2 separate regions of the Homo sapiens genome follow, and region 2 is linked to region 1. A link is a contact called in ENCODE Hi-C data. All regions are on one chromosome and are shown on one strand. The core of a region is the stretch at or near the end of the contact, and the rest is flanking DNA. Distances in the headings are between cores, read along the strand shown.

Region 1 (5,584 bases), core at 1,273-3,772:
TGCCCCTCCTCACGGCCGTGCTGGGTGTTACCGTGGTCACCCGCAGGGACACGGAGGGGCCAGGCAGAGCAGCCCTAGTTCACCTCACCGGGAGCCCCCGCCAGAAGGTGGGCACCTCTGGGAGGGAGGGACTGCCAGGCCTTGGGGCTTCCTGTGCTGAGTCAGAGCTGGAACGGGAGACGCAGGAGCCCCGCAGCCGCGGGAGGTGCAGATTTGGGGCTGCCAGGTGGCGCCAGGTCCCCTTGGCCAGCCCCCAGCGCCCCTTTCTTCTGTCCCCAGGGCCTCGGCTTCACAGGATGGGGCTGCCAGTGTCCTGGGCCCCTCCTGCCCTCTGGGTTCTAGGGTGCTGCGCCCTGCTCCTCTCGCTGTGGGCGCTGTGCACAGCCTGCCGCAGGTAGGTCCCTCAGCCGCGTTCTGTCTGGGGCCTCGCTGCGGCTGCCATTCACAGCCCAGCGCGGGAAGGGGCTGGAGGCAGGTCCGCGCACCCAGCTCGGCACGCGCGCCTGCACCGGGCCTTGGACCCGAGGCTGACGACCCCGCCCCCCGCCCCCCACCTCTACCCCCAAGGCCCGAGGACGCTGTAGCCCCCAGGAAGAGGGCGCGGAGGCAGCGGGCGAGGCTGCAGGGCAGTGCGACGGCGGCGGAAGCGGTGAGTGCCAGGCTGTCCCGGGGACCAGGGTGGGGTCCGCAGGGCACCGACCAGCCTTCCTCGCCCCCAGTCCCTACTGAGGCGGACCCACCTCTGCTCCCTCAGCAAGTCGGACACCAGACTGCACGAGCTGCACCGGGGCCCGCGCAGCAGCAGGGGTGAGCAGAGGGCGGGGCGGGGGCGGCCGGGCGGGGCTTACTGTGCAGCGCGTGCCAACCCCTGGGCCAGACCCGCTCCTGCCCCCTGCCCGGAGTGAACTCTGCCCTGACCCCACCCCCAGCCCTGCGGCCTGCCAGCATGGATCTCCTGCGCCCACACTGGCTGGAGGTGTCCAGGGACATCACCGGACCGCAGGCAGCCCCCTCTGCCTTCCCACACCAGGAGCTGCCCCGGGCTCTGCCGGCAGCTGCAGCCACCGCAGGGTGCGCTGGCCTCGAGGCCACCTATTCCAACGTGGGGCTGGCGGCCCTTCCCGGGGTCAGCCTGGCGGCCAGCCCTGTGGTGGCCGAGTATGCCCGCGTCCAGAAGCGCAAAGGGACCCATCGCAGTCCCCAAGAGCCACAGCAGGGGAAGACTGAGGTGACCCCGGCCGCTCAGGTAACGTGGGCCAGGGTAGGGCGCTGTGGGTGGGGCCGGCAGATCCTCAGCAGGTTGGATGGTGCTGACCCCTCCTCGGGTTGGCTTCCTGTCTCCAGGTGGACGTCCTGTACTCCAGGGTCTGCAAGCCTAAAAGGAGGGACCCAGGACCCACCACAGACCCGCTGGACCCCAAGGGCCAGGGAGCGATTCTGGCCCTGGCGGGTGACCTGGCCTACCAGACCCTCCCGCTCAGGGCCCTGGATGTGGACAGCGGCCCCCTGGAAAACGTGTATGAGAGCATCCGGGAGCTGGGGGACCCTGCTGGCAGGAGCAGCACGTGCGGGGCTGGGACGCCCCCTGCTTCCAGCTGCCCCAGCCTAGGGAGGGGCTGGAGACCCCTCCCTGCCTCCCTGCCCTGAACACTCAAGGACCTGTGCTCCTTCCTCCAGAGTGAGGCCCGTCCCCCGCCCCGCCCCGCCTCACAGCTGACAGCGCCAGTCCCAGGTCCCCGGGCTGCCAGCCCGTGAGGTCCGTGAGGTCCTGGCCGCTCTGACAGCCGCGGCCTCCCCGGGCTCCAGAGAAGGCCCGCGTCTAAATAAAGCGCCAGCGCAGGATGAAAGCGGCCAGCCTCGCAGCCTGCTCTTCTTGAAAGCTGGGCGGGTTGGGGCGGGGGGCTTCTCTGGAAGGCTTGGAGCTGTCCCCTCTGGCCTTGGGGGACTGGCTGCCCCCGGGGCGCCCGGGCCTAGCCGAGGCGGTGCTCCTGCCGGCCAGACTCTCGGTCAGTGCGGGCACGGGGTCCCAGCCACTCCTAGGGGGCAGCGCAGCCGGCAGGGTGGCCGCCCCCGGGTGGGACTTGGACCCTGGACTCCACGGGAGGGCTCCGCCACCCAGCCTGGTGTTACATAAGGGGTGGTGGAGGTGGGCAGTCGAGCGTTAAAGAGTAACCTGCTGCCGGGAAGCCCGCCAAGCAATCGCGGCCCCTTCCCCGGCTCTGGCAGCTCTGCGAGCGCGCCCGTGGGGAACGGGCCCTCCCCGGCGGGGCGCGCGGGCGCGCGAGGTGGGCGGAGGCCTCGGAGCTGTGCCGGGCCGGGCCTCCCTCCCTAGGCCAGCGCGGGAGCGACCCGGAGGGGGCGGGCCCGGGGCGGGGCCTCGAAGCGCTGGCCGGCGGGAGCGCGGCCGGCCGGGCCCGCCCGCCTGCGGTGTGGACGCCGCGCGGCCAATGCGCGCGCCGGGACGGGACGGGACGGGGCGGGGCGGGGCGGGACGAGACGGGGCGGGGCGGGGCGGGCCGGGCAGCCTCCGGGCGGCGCGGCGCGGGCGGCGGCCGGATCCAGGGCGGGGGTCGGCGGCCCGGCCAGCCCGGCCCGGCCCGGGGCCGCGTCCTGAGAGTCAGCCCTCGCCGCTGCAGCCTCGGCGCCCGGCCGGCCGGCCATGGAGCGCCCCCCGCCCCGCGCCGCCGGCCGGGACCCCAGTGCGCTGCGGGCCGAGGCGCCGTGGCTGCGCGCGGAGGGTCCGGGGCCGCGCGCCGCGCCCGTGACGGTGCCCACGCCGCCGCAGGTACCGGGCGCCGGTGGGCGGGGGCGCCGACCAAGTTTCTCTCGCTGCAAAGATGGCGTCAGTGCTGCCCAAACTTCGGGCCCCCGGGGGCGGGGCAGCGGGGAGGGCGGCCGCGTCGGTCCGCGCGTGTCCGTGGGTCCCGCCGGGGCTGCGCCGGGCGGCCGGGGAGCCCTTCCCGCCGCGCCGGGCTGGGGGCGGGGCCGGGGGCGGGGCCGCGCCGTCCACACCGGCCGCAGCCGGTTTTCGAGGCGGGCGCCGAGCGGATCCGCGGCGGAGGTTGAGGGACCCCCCTCCCCCGGCCACCGCCTCCGCTGAGTCTGCCCCCTCCCCATCCGCAGGGCTCTTCCGTGGGCGGCGGCTTCGCGGGCTTGGAGTTCGCGCGGCCGCAGGAGTCGGAGCCGCGGGCCTCGGACCTGGGGGCCCCCCGGACGTGGACGGGGGCGGCGGCGGGGCCCCGGACTCCGTCGGCGCACATCCCCGTCCCAGCGCAGAGGTGAGCGGGAGGCCCGGTGCCTCGGGACTCGGTGTGCGCAGGGGCGGTGGGTGGGGTGCGGAGACACCGGCCCCGACGGAGGCCAGGTCAGGGCCCCAGGTTTGTAATTACCAGCCACCCCCAAGCTCTTCAGCCCTGGAGGAGCTGAGCAGAAATGATCGATGACTGGGAGTCCCTACACCTCCCTCCACCGCAGTTCCTCGGGGCTAGAGCTCAGAACCCGGAGCGGGTGGCTGTGCGTCTCTGTGCAGAAGAGGCTGCGCGGTCGGCATGGGGCGACTGTCCAGGAATCCCTGGGGCTCCTGACCGCCACCTCCCAACCCCTGCCAGGCCGGACACCTCGGTCTGGCTGCCAGGGCAGGGGCGGGCCCTGGCCTGGCTCGCTGGGGCCTGGGGAGCTGCCCGTGCTTCCAGCCCAGTCTCCCCCTGGCTGCTGCCGGCTGCTGGCCACTCCCACCTCCCAGGCCTGGCGTGAGGCCCACAGCTGCTGTTGCACAACCCTGGTTAATGTGTGATGGGGGGAGGCCTGGGCCTGGCCCGCCCCTCTGCCAGGGCTTCAGACCCCTGCCCAGCCCCAGTATCTGAAGGAACCACAGTGGAGCCAAGCCCGCGATGTGGAGAACTCAGGCTTCAGGAGACCCTGGCCCTGCTCCTGGCGGCTCCGGGTGGCTTTCAGCTCTCTCTGCAACCTGAGCTGGGGGAGGAGCCAGGCCTCATGCCCAGGGCTGGGAGTGGGGAGCCTGGTGTGCACGCGTGCCCAGGCCTGCACGTGGACCGACCAGGGGAGGGGCCCAGAGCTCTGGCTGGGTCACCCGCACCCCGCCCCCATCTCCTCCAGAGCCACCCCAGGAAAAGCCCGGCTGGACGAGGTCATGGCTGCCGCTGCCCTTACAAGCCTGTCCACCAGCCCTCTCCTTCTGGGGGCCCCGGTTGCAGCCTTCAGCCCAGGTAAGACTCAGATGTCTGCATTTAGGGGTGTGGGTGGGGACAGGGCTCAGAACCTACAGCCACCCAGCCTCTGTGGGGCAAGCAGAGCCCTCAAACCTGGGACTCCTTTCTAAAATGGACTCCCGCACCCTCAGTGCCCCCTACTGAGGCCAAAGCGGCAGGACCCAGGCCTTCTGGCCTCCCTGACCTGCTCACCTCCACGCGGCTGGCCACACACGTCTGCCAACCCTTTCCTGTGCCGGGGGGGTTTCTCCCCAAGCCCTGGGGCCAGCTCCTCCAAGACGCTCTGCCCACCAGTCTCACCGGACTTGGTGAACAGGGGCAGCTCAGGATTAGGGACTCCCTGGACCCACCCGAAGTTCTAAGGCGGGGGGCCCGTGTCCCCACAGAGCCTGGCCTGGAGCCCTGGAAGGAGGCCCTGGTGCGGCCCCCAGGCAGCTACAGCAGCAGCAGCAACAGTGGAGACTGGGGATGGGACCTGGCCAGTGACCAGTCCTCTCCGTCCACCCCGTCACCCCCACTGCCCCCCGAGGCAGCCCACTTTCTGTTTGGGGAGCCCACCCTGAGAAAAAGGAAGGTGAGCTTGGGGGCGGCCCCCAGGGAGGGGCGGGTGTGGCGGCTGAGCCTGACCCTGGCCCCTGTTGCTGCAGAGCCCGGCCCAGGTCATGTTCCAGTGTCTGTGGAAGAGCTGCGGGAAGGTGCTGAGCACGGCGTCGGCGATGCAGAGACACATCCGCCTGGTGCACCTGGGGTGCGGCGGGGCCTGGGGTGCGGCGGGGCCTGCGGGTTGGCTGGGGTTGTGAGGCCCGGCCAGGCCACCCCTTCAGCTCCCACTGGCTGGCTGTGTCTCCCGCAGGAGGCAGGCAGAGCCTGAGCAGAGTGATGGTGAGGAGGACTTCTACTACACAGAGCTGGATGTTGGTGTGGACACGCTGACCGACGGGCTGTCCAGCCTGACTCCAGTGTCCCCCACGGCCTCCATGCCGCCTGCCTTCCCCCGCCTGGAGCTGCCAGAGCTGCTGGAGCCCCCAGCCCTGCCTAGTCCCCTGCGGCCGCCTGCCCCGCCCCTGCCCCCGCCCCCTGTCCTGAGCACCGTTGCTAACCCCCAGTCCTGTCACAGTGACCGTGTCTACCAGGTGGGTGAGGCCACGGGTGGCAGCTGGGGCGGGTCTCAGGGCTCTCTGGAGGGGAGTGAAGCCCTGGCTGTGTCTCCCTGTAGGGCTGCCTGACGCCCGCCCGCCTGGAGCCGCAGCCCACGGAGGTCGGAGCCTGCCCACCCGCCTTGTCCTCCAGGATCGGAGTCACCCTGAGGTGCGTGTGGGCTGAGGGCCTGCGGCTGGCACCAGGTGGGGAGGGTC
Region 2 (5,584 bases), core at 1-2,500, 730 kb before region 1:
TTCGGTGCGACGCTGCCACCTGCTGGCTGTCTGGGAGTTGCACCCAGAGGCTCAGAACCCGTGTTTCTCAGAGGGCCCGGGAGGGGCGAAACTGCGGGTTCCCAGGCCCTCCCGGATTCTGCGCAGGTGGACGCTGGGGGCTGTTTCACAGGCGCCCACATGATAGGGGAGCTGGAGGAACCTGCCGTCTCCGCCATCGAGCGCCCCTCCGAGCTGGGGTTGGACGCTGCCAGTTTGCACAGCAGCAGGTGAGCCTGGGGGGTTGAGGGCTGAGCGGGGGTCCCAGCCGATGAAGCAGCCCCGCACCTTGGCCAGCTTCTCGAACCTCCTCTGGGCAGAGGCTGTGGAGGCTGCGAAGCGGCGGAGGCGTTGACCAGGCCAGCTGCTCAGCCTTTCTGGCCTCAGTTTCCACAGCTGTAAAGTGGGGTCTGTCCACAACACGTGTGGTCTAGCGACGGCCCTGCGGAGTGGGTCTGTAACTGCGGACTCACTTGTCCCGGGCTGTTCTGAACCGGTGGTTCCCCCGCCCTCCCAGGAGACAGCACCTGTGGCCGGCAGCCGCCCCTGCAGCGGCCCCTGGCTCCCACCGCGCCCTGGCCCTGGGGGTGCCCAAAGACCGGGGTGTGCTGTGGCCCGAGTGAGCACCCTGTGGGCGTCACTGCTGTCCATGCTGCTGGGATTGGGGAAGGGAGGTCTGGTGGGGCACAGTGGGCGCACCAGGAGGTCAGGCTGGGTGGGGGGAGCGGGAGGGAGCCCCCGCTGGGTGGTCTTGGGCCAGCCAGCTTCTTGCCTGCAGGGCAATGGTGCTAGTAACTGGAACAACCCACCCTGCCTCTCCCAGAGACGGCGCCTCCTCAGTGCTCCCCTTCCACAGGACGTAGGGTCTTCTAGAGATCAAAACAGGGAGGAGGAAAGAAATCCTACCGCAGGCCCCTGCCCCGACCCTGGGACCCACACTGTTTGGCTTCTAGGGACAACGCCCAGGCCCTGGGATTTGAAGACTCCACCTTTTCTTTCGTGTGTATATGTGCTCTGTCAAAATGTGTATCACATGAAGTTGATCGTTGTGACCATTTTCAGGTGCACAGCCCAGGGGCATTGTACACAACCGCGGTGTTGTGCAGCCGACGCCCCCATCCAACTCCAGAATGTTTGTATCTTCCCAAACTGAAACTCTGTCCCCAGTAACCCCGGCTCCCCTCCTCCCCCACCCGCTGGAAACCACGACTCCGCCGCCCACCTCTGCATTTGACTGCTCCAAGTACCTCAGGAAATGACCTCATGCGGTCTCCGCACGTTCGCGTCCATCTTGTTTATTTCCAGCGTTTGGCCCGTGGGAGCGATGAGCGCACCTGTTCAGCCCCTGCTTTCAGTTCTTTCAGGGAGTTCTCACGTGGTCTTCAGAGGTTCCCACACGCTGCTTCCCACAGCAGCTGCACCATTGTACATTCCAACAGCAACGGACAAGGGCTCCAATCTCTTCGTATTCTTGCAAACATTTACTATTTTATGTGGTTTTTTTTTCTTTTCTTTTTTTTTTTTTTTTTTTGAGACGGAGTCTCGCTCTGTCGCCCAGGCTGGAGTGCAGTGGTGCGATCTCGGCTCACTGCAAGCTCCACCTCCCGGGTTCCCGCCATTCTCCTGCCTCAGCCGCCCGAGTAGCTGGGACTACAGGCGCCCGCTACCACGCCCGGCTAATTTTTTGTATTTTTATTAGAGACGGGGTTTCACCGTATTAGCCAGGATGGTCTCGATCTCCTGACCTCGTGATCCACCCGCCTCGGCCTCCCAAAGTGCTGGGATTACAGGCGTGCGCTACTGCCCGGTTTGAAAAGGCAATTGAGGTTTCTAAACTCCTACTAAAGGAAATAATTCCTAGAGTTGGGCTGCCTAAGAGCTTACAGAGCGATAATGGCTCACCTTTCACAGCGACAGTTACCCGAAACACATCTTCAGCCCTAGGAATTCAGTGCCGCCTTGACTCGGCACGGAGGCCACAGTCTTTGGGGAAAGTAGAAAGAGCTAATCAAACTCTAAAAAGGACTCTTGCTAAACTATGCCAAGAGACATCAGAAACCTGGAGGTCTTTATTACCTGTAGCCTTATTACGGGTTCGAATGGCCCCTAAGGGAAATCTGCATCTCAGCACTTTTGAAATAATGTATAGAAGGCCTTTCTTAACTACAGACCTCCTAATAGACATAGATACTTTCAAGCTACAGAATTATGTGATCAACTTAGGACAAGTGCAAAACGCACTCCTTGACTATGGAAATCAGAGACTCCCTTCCCCCACTGAGGAAGACAATCTGGTTCCAACCCAGCTGGGAGACTGGGTCCTATTGCAAACTTGGAAGGAAGGATCCTCAGCAGATCAACTTTCCCCCCAAGTGGAGGGGACTCTATCAAGTTCTCCTTAGTACCCCAACTACAGTTAAACTTCTGGGAATAAACAGCTGGGTCCACTTATCTCAAATTAAACCTGTCTCTTATAAAGCCCCACAGGCCAACGGAACACAAGAGACTGATCCCGTTTATTCCCGTGAGCCAGTCAGTGACCTCTGATTCCTGTTCCTAAGAAATGAGAGGGATGGGGGGCATAAATACCTGGATTGGCATTCTACTTTTAGGCACAAGTTGGAATCATGCAGAGAGTGATTTATTTACTGAGTAGGCACAGACTTTAGCCTGTCTACATAATCACATAAACGGTTGGGTATGTGGAGAATTGCCACTTTCCTCCACCTCTGGGTTGCCCTGGCATAGTCAACTGGCCAGCCTAAGTCTGTGGGGATTTTACGTTCCAGACCATTACCCAGGCTATGAGAGCTTTAGAGCTCACGTCTCTGCCATTGATGAGCTGTCAGTCAGTCCTCTATTGGCTTGGTTCCAACAGCTGCCCAGTTCTTGGAAAGCCTTTCTGTTTAGCTAGTTTACTTGGAATGATTTTATTTATTTTGCTTTGCTATTGTAGAATATATTGCGGTTGTACTCTTTGTGTAGGAATGCATGACAAGCTCACTCAACACTTTCTTCAGTTGGACATTTTTTTGTTTTTTTTTTGTTTTTTTTTGAGACGGAGTCTTTCTCTGTAGCCCAGGCTGGAGTGCAGTGGCATGATCTTGGCTCACTGCAACCTCCACCTTCTGGGTTCAAGTGATTCTCCTGCCTCAGCCTCTTGAGTAGCTGGGATTACAGGCGCACACCACCATGCCTAGCTAATTTTGTATTTTTAGTAGAGACGGGGTTTCTCCATGTTGGTCAGGCTGGTCTTGAACTCCTGACCTCAGATGATCCACCCGCCTCAGCCTTCCAAAGTGCTGGGATTACAGGTGTGAACCACCATGCCCATCCTGTTTTTCCTTCTTAAATGAGACAAGAGGGATAGAGAATGGGGCTGTGTGTTTCCCTTCCCAACATAAAAGACTGGAGGGAGCTGGAGTTGATACTTCCCTTCCTCCAGGTTGGTTAGACTCTGATTAAACTCTGGTACGTTAAAAATAGTTTCTCTTGAGGGCAGAGGAAGAACAGAATGCTCTGGCATATTTCGAAAGTGCTACTTCTCCCCTCCCCTTGTCCAAAGCACAAGGGGATTTTTCTCTGGTATTTACCTGGGGGATCTGGTAGAGTTTGTGCAGGTAAAACTCACAGAAGTGTGGCCTCCACCCTAAGACTGGGCCCTGGAGTTTTTAACTGTCAAGCTTGGCCACACAGCCTCCAGCAATCTGCCAGTGACAGTTTAGGTTTTCCCAACCTGGCAGTGGTTCCCAGGGAGGTGTCTGCTCTGCAGAATTGGGATTCTCTGCATCTGTCTGTCGTCTCTACAACTTTTTTGGGCAGTGGTTTGCCCTGTGACCTCATCATCTGTTGAATATAAGAAATATTATTGACTTTCAGTTTGCTCACGTTTTGTTCTTGTGAAAAGATTGATTGTTTCCAAGCTTCTCACACAGTGGACTAGAAATTGATTCATTTCATTTATCCTTTTTGGGTTTGTGGGGTTCTTGAATTTGTGACTTGATGATTTTGATTACTTTTAGAAATTTCCTGGCTATTAACTCTGGAGTATTGCTTCAACCTCATGTTCTCTCATCTCCTCTCTGGGATCCAGTTACAAATATATTGGTCCTTCTTCCTGAATCCTTTGTGTATCTTAACCTGTCACCTGTATTTTCCATTTGTATTATCCATACTTCATTCTGAATATTTTCTACTGACCTATTTTCCACTTCACTAATTCTCTCTTCAGCTGAATTTGCTATTAAAGCCACTAAGTTTATAATTTAAGTGATTTTATTTTTCAGTGCTAGAATTTTCATTTGGTTTTTCTAGGTTTTTTTTTTTTTTTTTGCTGAAATTCTAAATTCCACCTCTATTTCTGCAAATGCTGTAAGCACAGTTTTGTTCCAGTCTCTGTCTCGCGACTCCAGTGTCTGGACTGGTAGATCTTCTGCCTATGGTCTCTGCTGCTTTCATTCTTGCTGATTTGTTTTTTCAATTGTCTAGAATTTTTATTGTGGACTGAACATTGTATTTGTAAAATTATTTTGTAGAAATCATTTGAGGTCTATTTTATTTTCCTCCAGAGAGGGTTTATGTTTGCATCTGCGAGACATGGGGGCACTAGGGGTCCTGGATCATCTTACTCTAGTTTCAGGGATTGAAATCATTTCAAGATGATTACAGTTTAGGTTTTCCTACCCTGGCAGTGGTGCAAAAGGCCCTGAGTTGCTGCAAGAGCCGGTCTCCTTCTATCCACCCCTATGTCTAGGGTGCGGTTATTTGTTGTCCCAACTCAAAATGGTGGGGGTCGGGGGGATGTTCGCCAACTCCCCACTCTCAGGTGGGCTGAATCTCTCGCTGTCTGGCTCCTCAGTGGGCTGTGAGCTATCTGAAGCAGCAAATGCTTTGGGGGAAAAGTGAGCGTCCCGAAGGCTTTTTTCACTCTGGATCTTTGTCTTTCTGGGATTTTGTTTGTTTGCATTCCAAGCAAATATTTTTAACATTTTGCTCAGCTTTTGTAGTCACCATCAGAAAAGTGATGGGTCCAGATTAACTAGTCCCTAATAACCAGAAACTGGAAGTCTGATGGTTGTTTTCAGTCTTGAACAACATTGATTCTGCGGTGACCAGTTTAGAGTTCATGCAATAGACCTTCCTCCCCCTTGTAAAATCATCACTATTTCAGCTAATACTTAGAGTGACCTCCTGGTGACTCATCCTCAGCCCCCTTTGCCGGTTCTTCTTTTCCCCGACATTTTCATTCTGGAGGGCTTGGGATTCAGTCCTTTGGCCTTTTTCCTAGCTGTGTCTGCCCCCTCGGGGATCTCATCCAATACCCTTCCCACAGCCTACCCAGACCCCAGTGCTGAACTCCAGACTCACGGATTCAGCGGAGCGCAGAATGTCAGATGTGTGAGGGCCGCCTCCGATGCAGCGCGTTCCAGATGGAGCTGCGGCCTCCCCCAGACCCGCCCACCCCCACCCCCAGATTCTGTTGAGGGCAAATCATGCTTCCTCGCAGCTCACACCCTGTTGGTTCTCCCTCCCACGTTCATCTGGAATGCGGCCGCTCCCCACCTCT

Evidence for each region. Hi-C counts contacts between places; a loop is a spot of excess contacts on that map. Pooled maps may share reads with other maps.
Region 2: a pooled map shows a loop between it and region 1 (14-fold over the local background). The contact joins the enhancer-like site here to the promoter of SLC2A4RG in region 1. A Hi-C loop is called at or near these places in 3 of 37 single-sample maps with no recorded cell type and 4 of 50 pooled maps.

What each region holds. Positions count from the first base shown.
Region 1 is chr20:63,737,254-63,742,837 of GRCh38, forward strand. SLC2A4RG (SLC2A4 regulator) reads left to right here and starts at 2,523. Exons shown (of 8, transcript NM_020062.4): 1 at 2,523-2,785; 2 at 3,124-3,278; 3 at 4,117-4,226; 4 at 4,616-4,803; 5 at 4,877-4,977; 6 at 5,083-5,362; 7 at 5,446-5,537. The coding sequence starts at 2,660. LIME1 (Lck interacting transmembrane adaptor 1) reads left to right here. Exons shown (of 6, transcript NM_017806.4): 2 at 280-394; 3 at 568-649; 4 at 720-807; 5 at 930-1,246; 6 at 1,345-1,850. The coding sequence starts at 297. The coding sequence ends at 1,647. RefSeq lists enhancers at 1-512, 712-1,306 and silencers at 447-666, 737-886, 2,031-2,530, 2,781-2,930, 2,941-3,640 and 1 more.
Region 2 is chr20:63,009,226-63,014,809 of GRCh38, forward strand. No RefSeq gene overlaps it. Among named protein-coding and RNA genes, the nearest start is that of BHLHE23, 5.1 kb to the left of the region's middle. RefSeq lists silencers at 483-782, 793-872 and enhancers at 1,193-1,512, 3,713-3,862. Within about 2 kb of position 1,251, at least 2 of the 41 ENCODE cell types and tissues checked have a DNase peak (open chromatin) inside an H3K27ac peak, as active enhancers do.